Linked DNA regions of Mus musculus: region 1 is linked to region 2. Evidence: chromatin loops called from intact Hi-C (ENCODE). Cell type or tissue: heart. All regions are shown on one strand. Each heading gives the region's core, and the rest is flanking DNA. Links, peaks and the distances in the headings are about the cores only.

Region 1 (5,376 bases), core at 146-5,145, 59 kb after region 2:
CCTTCACAGGACTCACAGATCATGTAAATAAAAAAGCTCCTCATTCAGCAGACTGTGGGACACAGCAGTCACTAAGACAGTCATAGCTGTCCTGGAAAGTTTCCTCTCTAGTCAAAGAGGAGAGAAGGAATCCCGAAAACAAAGCACAGACCATGAGTAAAAGCAAAGCAGTCAGCAGTAACCCCATGGGGATAGTTCGCAGAAGACATAGAAGGGGGCAGGTGCCAGTCAAGGAGCGCTGGGCCTAGGAGGTACTATCAGACCGATGACCTGCTTGGTGCAAATAGGGACAGCATAGAAGAGAGACATTGCAAGCAGAACAATCTGGGGTTCAAAGGCACTGAAGTAGGAGTGGATTTTGCATCCTATGGGAAGCAGAAGGAGGTTACTGTGGCCAGAGCCCAGTGTGTGCAGGAGAAAAGGAGGCTGGGCTGGGAGAGGTGTGACCTGTGACATAGGACTGTGCCCGGTGAGGATCAGGTATTTGGGGCTTTTGTAACAGGAGCTTTGGGACAGTCCAGCCACAACATTCTACTTCCAAAGTGTTGACAGATAAGGGCTATGTGTTATAAGCATGTGAAAGCCCCGAAGGACAAAAGTAGAAGGCTGGGCTAGAGTCCAGCGCTAGGGAATTGGCATCAAAGAGGTGAAGGTATCCAGATATGATAAGGTGGGATCCACAGGTTTGGAGGGGATGAGAACTGGAAGGAGTTATTTACTGGGAGGTTGAACAGTGTCTCTATCAGCTGTGTCCTGACCTGAATTGTTACAAAGGCCGTTGCTAATGCAATTACTGTAAGAATCAAAGATGAATGTTAGTCTGTGTCCTAAACCCAGTGACATAGGAAATAGAGAAGACTCACTCGAGACCCAGGGAAGAAGCTATCAAGAAGACAGCGGCAGATGCTAGGTGATATGTCCACAAGTCAAGCTACCCAGGGAGTCATTAGAAGTTGGAAGAGACTAGGGACAGGCTCTGCCCTGTCATCCTTGGAAAGTATGTAGCTCTGTGGACACCTAAACTTCAGATCTCTAGAAGCTTCTGGAATTGTGAGAATATATCCCGGTAGCTTCTGTGGTAATGTTCTATGGCAGGCCTCAGGAATCAGACGAGGTACTCACCTAGGGAGCCCAGCTATCCTCGCCCTGCTGAAGCCCACATCCTGCCTGGGCACCTTTTGCAAAGCTTGACTCCTGTTCCCATCTTGTCGCGTCCACCCCTCCCTCTCCCATGTATATTAGAATAAGATTGAATTTTCTACCTTGGGTTACTAAGCTTTCAGATCCCTGAACTGCGGCCATTCATCAACTGTCAGGGGATGTCGTAAACAAGGGGCTTTAAAAACCATGTTTGCTTTTTAGGGTGATAATACTTGGGAGGTGAAGCTAGGAGGGTTATACATAATGCATGTGTTTTAATGGGCCACGCGCTACGGCCCTCTTTAGTTGGAATGATTCGTTTTAATGTTCAAAATAAATATCAGAGACAATTTGCCAACAAAGCTGATTTTCTTCGCCCGCCATTAACTTAATCTTTATACCTCAGCTTAATGACAGAGGGGCTGTGGGATGGGCTGGGGCTTCACATTCAAAGTCAGTAGGAGGGGCAGGAGGCACACTCATGAGCCACAGGGTGATGGTCCATCTTGGTTTATGTAACAGTCCCAATCATTGCCCAGTTTCCTGGCCTTGTTACTCTGAGATGGGATCAATTGGCACTACCAATATCAAATGCTTCTGATAAGTCAAACCTCAACTTCCTATGGTTTAATAGAAAGGTAAAGATGTTTCCTGGTTTGTATGATACACTGTACAGTTTTACATCAGGGGAGACTGAGCCCTGCGAGCCCAGGAGCATGGCCTGGGAACATTGAGACTCATGAGGTATAAGCCCCAGGCTCTGCCCACTGTGTCTGCTTCTCCCTCTCATCTTCTGCTTTCTTCTCATCTGCTCATCTTTCCACCTACGCTTGTTCTTGGGTCCCCAGCTCCATGGCCTTCTTGCCACACCTGGAAGACAAATCCTGAGGACTTCCCTTGTTTGCCACGGCATCCTGGGGCTGATGGTATATGAGAAGGATTTGCAAACCCAAAAGCTGATTACAGCCTCACCACCCATCCCAAACCAGTCATAACTGCCCCGCCCAGCCCCAGAACACTAATCCCTCCTACTTAGGCTGCTAATTAATTTTAGATATCTATATGGAATTTAAGGAAGGTATGAGGCCTGCTGCCCTGATCCTTACTAAAGATGCACAGGAACACAGAGTGATTGTCCCTTCTCACTCAGAAATGTGCTCTGACCTCACTCGCAGCTGCTGGCAGGTCAAACTCAGTGGATTTGGCTCCAGAGTTCCCTGGTTCAGTGCTGTCAGTCTGCCCTGTGTTGCTATATCCAAGCAGCAACTGAGGGACTGAGAGAAAAATAATGTTCTCAGTTTCATAGGTTTGAGGCAAGATCACTCAAGAATAAGCCTGGGAATGTGGCAAGATCTTCAAGTGGGTATCATTCCATTTCAATAGGTAAAACAGGAGATAAAGAGATGGGACTTAATATGACAGTTATAGCTCTTCTCCCTATCTATCATCTTCTATCTATAGATCACTGGATTTAGAAATGGTATATTCTCAGTTTTTTTCAAAATTTATTTATTTATTTACTTATTTACTTATTTATTTATTTATTTATTTATTTATTTAATGTATATGAGTACACTGTAGCTGTCTTCAGACACACCAGAAGAGGGCATTGGATCCCATTATAGATGGTTGTGAGCCACCATTTGGTTGCTGGAAATTGAACTCAGGATCTCTGGAAGAATGTGAGGGCTCTCAACCTCTGAGCCATCTCTCAAGGCCCTAGTCTCAGTTTTACAGTTACAGAGTGCAATGTGGGCTATCTACAACAAGAAGACAGTAGGAGCTGAGACCCTCTGCACCTTGGAAAACTCTCTTGGCTTCTCTAGGCCTCAGCTTTCTCATCTGGGTGTTGGGAAAGCTACCCATAAATTCTCTGCTGTCTACCACCCATGGATATGCATGGGTTTTGTGGGGATATGGCCAGTGTGGGCTACAGAGCAGGGTCCAAGCCTTCATGTTGGAGGTCTCTCCCTGCAGCACACTGAGCAGTGGTATGACTGCCCTGGAGAAAACTCTGCTCTTTCTGGGCTTTGGCTTCCTCTGGAGGCAAGAGGTGGGTAAGAAGCAGCTTGGTTTGTGTTGAGGACTGACGTCCTCATGCACACATCTGGCACTGGCCAGGCTGCCCTTCATAGGCCCTGTAAGAATGGCTCTGGCTCCTCTAAGCTTCCCATATCATTGTCTACAGTCTGCCTCAGAAGCTTCACAGATGGAGGCTTTATGGGGTGGAATACCCTGTTGAAACTTTTGCTGACCCTTTCTGCACAGCCCCCGCCAATGGTCTTCATGGAAGGACTGCTGCCTACCCCAGGCCTGCTGTGGTCCTCAGAATTCCTCTGTACCCGGTGCTGTAGACTCCAGCTACCCTAGAGCCACTGCACAGAAGGGGACATTCATCCACCTATTCTTTGTGTATGTCCATGTGTGTCCATGTACATGTGTGCCCATGTGCATGTGTGTCCATGTGCATGTGTGTGCATTTATGTGTGTACAGGCCAGAAATTAATGTCTGGTGTTTTCCCCAGCCCCCCCTCCTCTCTCTCAATAGAGTCTCTTACTGGACCTAGGAGTCTCCATTTTGGCTATATTGGTTGACCAGAGCTCCTGTCTCCTCCTTCCCAGTGGTAGGTTTACAGGTAACCACCACTGTGCCTGCATTTTTATATGGGTTCTAGGGATGCAAACTTACATCCTTAAGTTTGTACAACTGCTTTATTGACTGAGTCATCTCCCCAGCCTGTTATCTACTCAGTCTCTCACCACCCCAGGAGCCTTGGGTCCTCCCTACCCCCTGTCCCAGACATAGCTTCCTTCTCCCTGTTCAGTTCCCCTGATGGAGCTGTGAACTCTTACGTACCTACAAGGTTTCAGGCCCATTCCTCGGGGACAAAGACTGAAGCTGCAGGAGGAAAAATATTCTGGGATCTGATTCCTAGCTCTGCCTCTTTCCAGGTCCATGGACTGGGGACAAGTTGGTTTCAGCTCTCTGAGCCCAAGCATCTTGCTCTGTGAGGTGGCACATGGCGAGAACACTTGAGGTGATGATGTGTTTGTACTTGCAGCTCAATCTTCATTCTTTGTTCATCCTTCCATTTTGGCTCTCTTCAGGTAGGCATACTCTGCAGACATCCTTCCCTGGCTCGTGAGGCTCCTTCTTGGTCCTCATGACCCAGGACTCCCCTCTGCCTAAACACCATCTCCTCACCTCAGCACAGAGCCTGAACAGTGGAGCTTCTTCTCTTCTTCATCCTGGATCAAGCAGATGATCACCAGGCCGTTAGGTGAGAGAGATTTCCTGGGAAGTGACAACTGGCCCTCCTTCCTGAAGAGTCTGAATGACAAGCTGGATGGGTCCCCAGAAGCTGCAGGGAGAGTGTATCTAAGTCTCACCCTACCCAAAGGCATCTGGACAAAATGAACCTCACTTTGCCCAGGGTTTGAGAGCAGCTGGCAGACCTCTGACTCTCTAATTCATTGGGTCTCTACCATCTAGTCTTGCCCTTGGTGCTCGGAGGAAGGAAGCCTGGAGCCCTCTGGATCCTGCTGGACTCTAATACTTTCCAAGAGAAGATACCCCAGTGTGTTCTGCTCGCTTTACTTTTGTTATTCTAGTCAGCTTTCAGGTACCTGAAGCTGACCTTGAGCTTGCTAATATAGCTGAGAATGGCATTGAACTTCTGATCCTTCCGCCTCCACCTCTCAAATGATGGGATTGCAGGTGCCTACTACCACTCCCCATTTGTGTGAACACAGGGCTTGAACCTATGACTTTGAGCATGCTGGGTAAGCACTCTACAGAGCCGCCCCCCACCCCTCCCCCGGCTCCTCATACCCATTTTAATGCCAACTTCTGCTCTATGGTTTCAGAATGGGAAATCCAGGATCAAGGCAAGCACTGGGCAAGGTACGGAGAGATTTACAGGGCTCAGTCTGTCCATTGTTCCATTCTGGTCCCAGGGCCACTGTTGCCTGACCAGCTTCCAGAAAGAGTAACTACCAGGTGAGCCTTGTCAGCCAGGCCTTCTATCCTTTCCTTGGCCAGTCTGGCTTCTCGTGACTCCCACACTCCACAGAGTATCCTTGCCCCCAAACGTCTGGCTCAAGTCCTTGCAGAAGGCCTTGTCAGTGTTCTCACCGGATAGGTGGGTGTGGGAAGGTGGCAAGGTTTGGACTTGCTTTAATCATGTCCCCTAAAGGTTTTTGGAAGTTTGCTTGCCAGTGAGAATTGGGAAGTAG
Region 2 (5,376 bases), core at 212-5,211:
GCATTGACTGTGTGGGCCTCAGCACATGTTTGATTCACAGAGATTTCATTATGAAGCTCTTGGACTAAGTCCATTTCAGGGGTGTACTGTGGTAGCAGTCAGTGGTAGAGAGGATGGTGACATGTTCTGTTGCTGAAGGCCAGTTGCTGTGTGTGTTAGAAGATTTATCCAAGTTTTTCTTCAGAATGGTTATAAATAATTGGGATAACAAACAGACCAGTGGGCTTAAGTAATTTTTTTCAGAATTCATATTTTATTATTTTTATTAATTATTCATTTTATATCTCATTTACAGCCCCTCTCCTAGTCTCCCCACCCTCACAAGCCATTCCCCCCCACCCCACCCCCCACCCCCGCTCCCCTTCTCCTTTGGGAAGAGGAAGGCCTGCCCTGGGTATCAAATCACTCAACCCTGGTACATCAGTTTCTGCTTGACTAGGCACATCCTCTCCCACTGAGGCCAGACAAATCGCCCAGTTGGGGAAACAGGATCTATAGGCAAGCAACATATTTAGGGACAGCCTCTGCTCCAGTTGTTGAGGGACCTACTTGAAGACCAAGCTACATATCTGCATGGGGCTCCTAGGTCCAGCCCATGTATGCTCTTTGGTTGGTGGTTTAGTCTCTGGGAACCCCCAAGGGTTCAAGCCAGTTGACTGTGTTAGTCTTCCTGTGGAGTTTCTATCCCCTTTATGCCTGCCAATCCTTCCCCCAATTCTTCTACAAAGACTCCCAGAGCTCCATCCAATGCTTGGCTGTGAGTTTCTGCATCTGTTTCCATTGGCTGCTGGGTGGAGCCTCTCAGAGGACAGTTATGCTAGACTCCTGTCTGCAAGCATAACAGAGTATCATTAGTAGTGTCATGGATTGGTGCTTGCCCATGGGATGGGTCTCAAGTTGGGGCAGTCATTGGTTAGTTATTCCACCAGTCTCTGACCCATCTTTGTCCCTGCACTTCTTGTAGGTGGAACATGTTTTGGATTAAAGGTTTTGTGGGTGGGTTGGTGTTCTTATCCCTCCACTGGGAGTCCCGCCTGCCTGGCTATAGGAGGTGGCCACTTCAGGCTTCATGTCTCCCATTGCTAGGAGTCTCAGCTAGCGTTACCCTCATAGACTTCTTGGGCCCTCCCCCATCCTAGATCTCTGGAACATCCTAGAGATGTCCCCTCTGCCAGCTGACGTCTTCCATTCACTCTCCTGGCCTTCTCTCCTAATCCCTGCCATGTTTTCTTCCCTATCCCATCCCTCACCCAGTCCCCTCCCTCTATCTGCTTCCTATGACTACTTTATTCCCCCTTTTGAATGAGATTCAAGTGTTCCCTCTTGGGTCCTCCTTGTTATTTAGCTTCTTTGGGTCTGTGGATTGTAGTGTGGGTATTCTGTACTTTATGGCTAATATCCACTTATTAGTGAGTACATATCTTGCCTATTTTAAGTAATTTTTAAAACAGATTTTTCTGATTTTTACTTGATGTGTTTGAATGTTTTGCCTGCATGTGTATAAGTATATAACATGTATACATTGCCTGAGGAGACCTCAGATGTCCTAAAACTGGAATCATACATAGTGAGCCCCATGTGGACTCTGAGAACCTCTGTCTGGTCCTCTGCAAGAGCAGCAAGTGCTCTGAATTGCCAAGCCATCTCTCCCACTCTAGGCTTAAGCAGTTTTAAGTCCCATTAGGTTATGGACCTTGGAATGGGGACAAATTGCTAGGCCAGTTGTACAACTTAAGAGATTCCCAATTCTTCCAAACTTCTACCTCAACTAGGTGAGTCAGAAACTCTGGAGCAGGATTCTGGTGTTAGTATTAATGAAGGGTACTAGAGAGATTCCAGGGTGTGGTCACAGACTGGGAACATCTGGGCCAGAGACATCTGTGGGACAGGCAGCAGAGTGTGGGGGGTGACAGAGACCAGGCAGGGAAGACATGAGCTTGTGTGGGTTGGTTAGGACATGAGTGAGACAAGAGTCATTCTTCCAGGTCTGCGAGTTCTGCATGCATGGGTAGAGTCATCCTTGGACTGAATAGAGTTGAAATGAAATTGCACCCGTACCCACCACACACTCACTTCCCTCTGTGTCATGATCCCTTATATGATGCAGCATGACCATTGTTCACACACTGCTGCAATCAGTCGTCCAGAGGTGATGTGGAGACTCCAGGAGGATATGGAGCGATGTAGGTTTTATGCAGTCAGTGTATTGCTTTACCTAAAGTACTGAGGATCTCAGCGGCATGGAAGAAAAGATGGAACCAGGCCCATTGGTATCAGTGGGCAATGAGGTATTAACCTATGTGACTAGGGATTTCAGTATTCCTGTATAGGCACTTATATGATGTATGAATGGATATGCATACATGTGAGAAAGTGTGTATGTGTGTGCATGTGTCTGTACACCAGTAGCATTACACATATACATGAGTATAGATGACTTCATTGGTGTAGTTATGGGCATTTGTGTGTGTGTGTTCACATGGTCACGAATATGTGTGAGTGCATGTGTGTGCATATGTGCATATGTGGTTTTACATGTTGATGGCAGCATCTGCATGGGAAGGGTGCTATGTGTGTGTATGTGTATACTGGTATATACAGGTGTGGATGTTTATGTGTGGATACTTGTGTATGTGTTTGGCCATATTCCTAGGTCCTTGTGTTGGCATCAGCATCTGTGTTTGGTGCCGCATGTGTGTGTGAGAGAGTGTCTGTGCAGGGGAGGGCCTGGGCTGTGGAGTTAGGGGTCTTCTCTTTGCTCCCAACAGATGGCCCAGCAAATGAGTCCCCCTCTGCCACCTGCCTGATGCACTCTCTAGGGCTCTGCTTCCTCCCTCCAGTCCTGCTGGCAGCCCTAAGCTGTTTCCTCCCTCCCTCACTTCCCCCTGACATCTGCCCTCCTTGGCTGGTGAGTGGAAAAGATGGTGTTAGGAAGAGCTGAGATGCCGGGCAGGCCTGGCCTGCACCCACTTTGGCAAGACCAGAGAGTAGGTGGGGGCTCTAAAGTTTCGTTCTGTCCTGTACACGTGTATATGTGCACCTGTGTGTGCTCATGTGTGTGCATGTGTGTGTCTGGGACTGCAGCAGGGAGGGTGCAGCGTGCTGCTGTCTCCTGTGCCTGGGCTCTGTTGTCAGGGCTCTGTCGTCAGGGTGGCAGGCCGCCCAGGATAGCAAGCCTGTGCTTTGCAGACAAAAATGCCAGATGGTGAGGATAGGGGGTGTTCCTGGCCTGGCTGCCAAGGGCGAGGAGGCTTCTGTGCTCTGGAGAGCAGGCCTGTGAGGCTCATGTGGGCTGCTGTGGCTTCTTGTTTTGTTTTGTTTCTTCGTGGGAAGATGTCATGTATTTTGCATATCTCAGGATTCATTTCCCTTTGGGTTTCCATCAGCTTGTTAAACAATATGGCTCTCAAGTTCCAGCTATTTTGAAGCAAGAAGAGTACAGTTTCCTGCAAGGGAGACAAAAATCCTTATTTTATTCAGGAAATATGTATTTATAGAGTAGTTCGAACAGCATCATCAAAGGGGATAGCTGGGGAGGCTCGGCTTCTAGATTGTCAGCGAGCCCCAGGGTGGACAGAGGTGGATCTGTTCCATCCAGCAAACGGAATCATCCAAACTGTGCTTCCTACTCCAAACTAGATCCGTTCTGGGTAATCACTACACACCATGGCGGGGCCAGGCTTGCTCAGGTACACAGCAGGAAGGCATCAGACTGAGCTGTGTGTGGCCCATTCCTACCAGCACTGTGTCTGCTGGAGAAAGCCCGATGCTTTGTTTGCACCTGAATAACCCTTAAGCAGCCTCCCTGCTGGCCGGGAACTGTGAGAGGGCCTATTGGGTGTGAGAAGCTGAGGGGTAGGAGGCCCTACTGACGCCTGCTTGCAAACACAGCTGGAATCCTGGTGAAAGGAAGCAAGTTCTGCAAGGGAAACTGTTAGCTGCTCACAGAAACAGCCAACTCCCTGACTCCAGCATCAGCATTCTGTGCCTGCTCCCAGACCCTGGAGATTCTTCATGTTGAATAAGGTCCAACTCCCTCATCCCAGGGCCCAAGCCATGGGATTTATCATCTATTCTGTCACTGGGGCAGAAGCGATGGCTCAGTGGGTAAGACACTAGCTGCACAGGCATGAGGACCTCGGTTTGGATCCAAGCACCCTCATAAAAGCTGGGCATGGCCATGCACATCTCTATTTCTGGTGCTGAGGGGCATGGAAGCAGTAGGAATCCTGAAGTTTACTGCCCAGACAGCCTAACTAAAAAAGTTGGTGAACTCTAGGCTCAGTGAGAAACCCTGTCTCAAGAGACTATGGCAGAGAGTGGCATACAGAACGTTTAGCATCTGCCCTCTAATCTTACACACACATATGGACACATATCCACCCATGCATGTTCACACACATGTATACAACATATACATATGTATGCCAAATAAACCTAGTCCCCCAAACCTAGAAAATATGCATTTTTCTTTTCTTTCCTTCTTTCCCTCCTTTCTTCCTCCTCTCCCTCCCTCCCCCCTCTCTCCCTCTCTTCCTTCCCCTCCCTCCTTCCCTCCTTCCCTCCTTCTCTCTCTCTCTCTCTCTCTCTCTCTCTCTCTATTTGTTTGAAACAGAGTCTCTCTGTATAGCAATGGCTGTACTGGACTCACTATGTAGGCTACCTTAAATTTATAGAGATCTACCTGCCTCTGACTCCAGATTCTGGGATTAAAGGCATGTGCTGCCATACCTGGTCAGGAACTATTTCCTTATTATTTGTATATTATATTAATATATATTAATGTTAATTAATATTAATACAATATCTTGACAAGCTATTATAGCAGCAGATACATCAGAGAGAAAGTCAACTATCACTCAGGATGTCCTGAAAAGCCTGTCACTATGTGCAGAAAGCCTGTCCTATACCTTGCATGTCTTCGTGCCCATGTTTCTTCTCTCCTGGTTTGCCTAAACATCCCCTTCATTCTCTCCTCATGATCCTCTCATGGGCTCTGGATAAAAGAGCCCCATGTGATGTTTGCCTGAAATGTCAACTTTGTGTCCTTGAGCTCTGAGGGTTGGAGATTGTGCACCCATCCTGGCATGGGACGTTGGTCCTGACATGTGGGAGGCATTCTATTTGCTCCCTTTCACAGATGTGAGTTGCAGCTTGAAAACAAACTGATCCACCTGTATTGTTATTGTCTTCACCAGGTGAGCATTTGTGGTTTGTGTGTGTGTGTATGGATTGGGTGACAATGATCTGTCCGCTGGTCATGCAAAAAAGAGCAGAGCCCAAACCCACCAGGAAATAAAAGATACTGAGATGGAAGTCTTTGGCTCTCCTTTTCTCTTTACAACACTATTCTGGTAGAATCCATTTCTGCTCTAG

The links. Hi-C counts contacts between places; a loop is a spot of excess contacts. Peaks named below come from ENCODE experiments on the same cell type or tissue, not always from the same donor. Only the 100,000 strongest peaks of a DNase experiment are listed, where the experiment ranks them.
Region 1: it touches region 2 in a loop (2.6-fold over the local background); 2 of 42 quality-filtered maps call a loop at or near these places.

Annotation. Positions count from the first base shown.
Region 1 is chr14:24,634,509-24,639,884 of GRCm38, forward strand. No RefSeq gene overlaps it. Among named protein-coding and RNA genes, the nearest start is that of 4930428N03Rik, 16 kb to the left of the region's middle. In heart, for the core only: no CTCF peak of the experiment used is centred there; no DNase peak of the experiment used is centred there.
Region 2 is chr14:24,575,810-24,581,185 of GRCm38, forward strand. No RefSeq gene overlaps it. Among named protein-coding and RNA genes, the nearest start is that of 4931403M11Rik, 39 kb to the right of the region's middle. In heart, for the core only: no CTCF peak of the experiment used is centred there; DNase peaks (open chromatin) are centred at 3,162 and 3,872; H3K27ac peaks cover 1,239 bases.